Linked DNA regions of Homo sapiens: region 1 is linked to region 2. A link is a loop called in an ENCODE intact Hi-C map of the cell type or tissue named here. Cell type or tissue: lower lobe of right lung. All regions are shown on one strand. Region 1 overlaps PGPEP1 (pyroglutamyl-peptidase I). Region 2 overlaps LRRC25 (leucine rich repeat containing 25).

What was found. Hi-C counts contacts between places; a loop is a spot of excess contacts. Peaks named below come from ENCODE experiments on the same cell type or tissue, not always from the same donor. Only the 100,000 strongest peaks of a DNase experiment are listed, where the experiment ranks them.
Region 1: it touches region 2 in a loop (4-fold over the local background); 52 of 110 quality-filtered maps call a loop at or near these places.

The regions. Positions count from the first base shown.
Region 1 is chr19:18,348,707-18,351,206 of GRCh38, reverse strand. The region is part of intron 2 of PGPEP1 (pyroglutamyl-peptidase I); the gene reads right to left. Among named protein-coding and RNA genes, the nearest start is that of PGPEP1, 9.4 kb to the right of the region's middle. RefSeq lists a silencer at 1,345-1,553. In lower lobe of right lung, a CTCF peak has its summit at 1,490 (motif pointing left); a DNase peak (open chromatin) is centred at 1,486.
Region 2 is chr19:18,391,340-18,393,839 of GRCh38, reverse strand. LRRC25 (leucine rich repeat containing 25) reads left to right here. Exons shown (of 2, transcript NM_145256.3): 2 at 1,715-2,500. The coding sequence ends at 1,853. Among named protein-coding and RNA genes, the nearest start is that of LRRC25, 5.0 kb to the left of the region's middle. In lower lobe of right lung, no CTCF peak of the experiment used is centred here; a DNase peak (open chromatin) is centred at 1,199; H3K4me3 peaks cover 1,064 bases; H3K27ac peaks cover 1,466 bases.

The sequences.
Region 1 (2,500 bases), 43 kb after region 2:
TGCAACCTCCACCTTCTGGGTTCAAGTGATTCTCCTGCCTCAGCCTCCCGAGTAGCTGGGATTACAGGCACCATGCCCCGCTTATTTTTGTATTTTTAGTAGAGACGGGGTTTCACCATGTTGGCCAGGATGGTCTCCATCTCCTGACCTCATGATCCGCCCACCTTGGCCTCCCAAAATGCTGGGATTACAGACGTGAGCCACTGTGCCCGGCCAAAAGTAAAGTTTTTAAAAAGATTTACTGCTGCTTTTCCATTCATAGGCAGTAAAAAAGCAATTCTGAGACAGGGTCCAGCTCTGGTCACTGAGGCTGGAGTGCAGTGGCGCCATCAGCGCTCGCTGCAGCCTTGACCTCCAGGGCTCAAGCGATCTTCCTACCTCGGCCTCCCAAAGTGCTGGGATGACAGGCATGAGCCACTGTGCCCAGCCATTGATTTTATCCTGCAACTCTGTTTGCTCCACTCAGCAGTCTATTTCAGAGATCTGTCTACATTACTATACGGAGATCTCAGCGCATCCTTTTCTCTGCTGCATAATACTCCACCTCAGAAACTGGTCGCTATGGATTTAAACATTCCCCTACATTGGAACATCTAAGTGGCTTCTAATTTTCCTTACTGTAAAGCCAAGCTGCAGTGAACGTCCTCATGCAAACTTCTCATGCTGATGGGTGGGGCATAAATGCCAAGTAGGGGCATTGCTGCACTGCAGATCAGTCAATACATACTTGCTATTGAGAGAGATCGTTACACTGAAGCCTGGTTTTCCCACCTCATATTCAATACGTCCCAGAGGAGAAAATTTTACCGTTTATAAATGCGTCTTCCCCTAATCTCCAAGAGGAGACCCACAGAGCTCTTTTCTCTTAAAAACAAATCAACAGGCCGGGTGCAGTGGCTCATGCCTGTAATCCCAGCACTTTGGAAGGTCGAGATGGATAGATCATTTGAGGTCAGGAGTTTCAGACCAGCCTGGCCAACATGGTGAAACCCCGTCTCTACTAAAAATACACAAAAAAATTAGCCAGGCGTGGTGTCGCATGCCTGTAGTCCCAGCTACTCGGGAGGGCGAGGCAGGAGAATCGCTTGAACTTGGGAGGTGGAGGTTGCAGTGAGCCAAGATCACACCACTGCACTCCAGCTAGAGTCTCGCTGTGTCTCAAAACAAACCAACAAACAAAAAACAAATCAGCAGCCAGGCACAGTGGCTCATGCCTGTAATCCCAGCTACTGGGGCGGACCACTTGAGGCCAGGAGTTTGAGGTCAGCCTGGGCAACACAGTGAGACCCCATCTCGAAAAAAGACCAAAAAGCCCCCACACACCAAATGACACGAAAAGCACAGACAATAAAAGAAAAATAATTGATAAACTGGATTTCATCAAAATTAAAAACAAAATGAAAATATTTAAAAGAATGAGTAATCTCTGTTTGGACCAACCTGGAGGGATTTCCCGGCATGACCCGTGGCGAGACTGTGCCACCTTCTGGGCAAGGAAGGAATGGGAGCGGCGATGGGGACGGGAGGGAGACTTCTATGCAAAAAACTCATCGCATGATTTTGACTTTTAAACCATTTCAGTGTTTTACAAAATCAAAAACAATAAAATAAAACAACCCATAGTCCCATATCAACAGATCTGCCTCTTTTCTGTCTTTTCCCTAATGGGCACAAGGTGATGTCTTGAGTCTCATGGGATGTGTTACTTTAAAAATCAACAGGGAAAGCTGTATTCAGAAAAATAGGGTCAGGGGTGGGTGGCTCACACCTGTAATCCCAGCGATTTGGGAGGCTGAGGCAGGAGGATTGCTTGAGGCCAGGAGTTCAAGATCAGCCTGGCCAACATGGCGAAACCCTGTCTCTACTAAAAATACAAAAATTAGCTGAGTCCCAGCTACCCAGGAGGCTGAGGCATGAGAATCACTTGAACCCGGGAGGTGGAGGTTGCAGTGAGCTGAGATTGCACCACTGCCCTCCAGCCTGGATGACAGAGTGAGATTCTGTCTCAAAAACAAAAATAAAAAACAACAAACAAACAAAAAAACAAGAAAGAAAGAAAACCACTGTCAGCATATACACATACCCCAAGACCTGCAGTCACAAGAGAGGTGTTCATGTGTGTGTTTGCCAAGACCCACCTGATGGCAGGGCTCGGTGGCTCACACCTATAATCCCAGCTTCTTTGGGAGGCCGAGGTGGAAGGATCATTTGAGCCCGGAAGTTCAAGACCAGCCAGGGCAATATAGTGAGATCCCATCTCTACAAAAAATAAAATTTAAAAAATTAGCCAGGCATGGTGGTGCATGCCTGTAGTCCCAGCTACTTGGGAGGCTGAGGCAAGAGGATCACCGGAGCCCAGGAGGTCGAGGCTGCAGTGAGCTATGATTGTACCACTGCGCTCCAACCTAGGCAACAGAGCAAGACCCCATCTCAAAACAAAAAAAAAGTTTCTCACCAAAGTGATAGGGAAACTTAAGGTCTGTTCACATTGCCTGATGTA
Region 2 (2,500 bases):
GTCATTTCCACCCTGCATCTTACAGTTACAGACATGGAGGCTCTGGGAGGCAGGGAAATGACTTGTCCAAGGTCACATAGCCAGTCAAAAAAGGCAGGACACAAACCCTGCGTCCCAGACCTGTTCGTCCCCCTACAACCACTTAGGGGTTGGTGGGCAATTCGTACTAGAGTATAATTGACTGATAGATGCTGTTAACACAAAGTAGCCCTTTTGCCTTTTTTTTTTTCCCGCTCTGTCGCCCAGGCTAGAGTGCAATGGCATGATCTCGGCTCACTGCAACCTTCACCTCCCGGGTTCAAGTGATTCTCCTGCCTCCTGCCTCAGCCTCCCGAGTAGCTGGGATTACAGGCGCCCACCATCACACCCGGCTAATTTTAGTAGAGACGGGGTTTTGCCATGTTGGCCAGGCTGGTCTTGAACTCCTGACCTCAGGTGATCTGCCCACCTTGGCCTCTCAAAGTGCTGGGATTATAGGCGTGAGCCACCGCACCTGGCCCAGTGGCCCTTTTTACAAGAGGAGCTGGGTTGGAATTAGAATGTTCAGGAGGCAGGAAAATTCTCTGGAGGTCTTGCTGACCATAACAAATATTCCTAAGTAGCTACCTGCTCCTTGACCAATTCTATAGATGCAGAAACTGAGGCTCAGAGACTTGCTTTTATATATGAGGGCCACAAAGTCAGTTGCTTCAGTGGTGAAAACATTTCCCATCGGAAGGAGCACAGAGTGTGGGTGCAGCCACTTGTGTGCATGTGACTGACGTGGCCAGAGCTTCCGATTTTTCAAGAGGAAACAAAAATTTAGATTTTAATGTAATAATGAACAGCTACCTCAATTTCTGTTTTTTTTGAGACGGGGTCTCCCTCTGTCATCCAGGCTGCAGTGCAGTGGTGTGATAACGGCTCACTGTAGGCTCGACCTCCTGGGCTCAAGCGGTCCTCCCACCTCAGCCTCCCGAGGAGATGGGACTCCAGGCACACGTCACCACGCCTGAATAATTTTTTAATTTTTTGTAGAGATGGGGTCTCACCCTGTTGCTCAGGATGGTCTCAAACTCCTGGCCTCAAGCAGACCTTCTGCCTTGGCCTCCCAAAGTGCTGGGATTACAGGCATGAGTCACCGCGCCTGGCCGCTATCTCATTTTTAAGGAAGGAAAAAGGGTTCAGGGTCCTCAGACCGCAGCGTTACACCCACAGAACCTTCCCTAAATCACTGCCCTCCCGCAGCCTCCTCAGAGAGAGGTGGGGTTGGCTAGGAGTCAGAACGCTAGCCCGTGCCAGTTTCCCCATATGTAAATATTCGGGGTGGACTGAGCCACTCTGAAGCTTTCTTTTTTTTTTTCCTTCTGAGATAGAGTCTTGCTCTGTCTCCCAGGCTGAAGTGCAATGGCACGATCTCGGCTCACTACAACCTCTACCTCCTGGGTTCAAGTGATTCTCCTGCCTCAGACTCCCGAGTAGCTGGGACTACAGGCCTGTGCCACCATGCCTGGATAATTTTTGTATTTTTAGTAGAGACGAGGTTTCATCATGTTGTCCAGGCTGGTCTTGAACTCATGATCTCAGGTGATCCACCCACCTCAGCCTCCCAAAGTGCTGGATTACAGGCGTGAGTCAGAGCACCTGGCCCACTCTGGACTTTCTCAAAGCTCATGTGCCTGTCCCCTGAGTCCTCCCCCTCCCACACTTACCCCTGGTCTGTCTGTCCCCCCAGGGCTCACCCTTCAGAGGACAATGACTTTTACATCAACTACAAGGACATCGACCTGGCTTCCCAGCCTGTCTACTGTAACCTGCAGTCACTGGGCCAGGCCCCAATGGATGAAGAGGAGTACGTGATCCCCGGGCACTGAGCCTAAGATGTCCTAACCTCCACCCAGAACCCCTTCAGTCCCTGCTGGGTGACTCAGGGCGTCCTAACGCCTCCATGGCCTCAGTTTCCCCATCTGAAGAATGGGTACAGGAAAGGATTGTCCTTGAGGCCCCAGGAAGCTCTGCCGCCCCCTCCCTGTCCCTCATGCCGCTCCTCAGCTCCCTCAGCTCCTAGAGGGGGAAGAGGAGAGACCCCCAACAAGGGGACAGGACGGTCACTGTGCCAATCCTGTCATCACCCTCCTGTGGATGTACAGGCAGTGCTCAATAAATGCTTCGAGGCTGATGAGGCTGCTGGCTCAGGGTGCGTGGGTTCCTCAAGGTGGGGATTTCTGAGTTCTAAGACCAAGTCTCCATCTGAGACTCCCAAATTGCTCCCCACCTCCCATCCCTGTTTTTTTTTGTTGTTGTTGTTTGTTTGTTTGTTTTTGAAACTGAGTGTCACTCTGTCACCCAGGCTGGAGTGCAATGCTGCGGTCTCAGCTCACTGCAACCTCCGCCTCCTGGGTTCAAGTGATTCTCCTGCCTCAGCCTCCTGAGTAGCTGGGATTACAGCACCCGCCACCATGCCGAGCTAATTTTTGTATTTATAATAGAGATGGGGTTTCGCCATGTTGGCCAGGCTGGT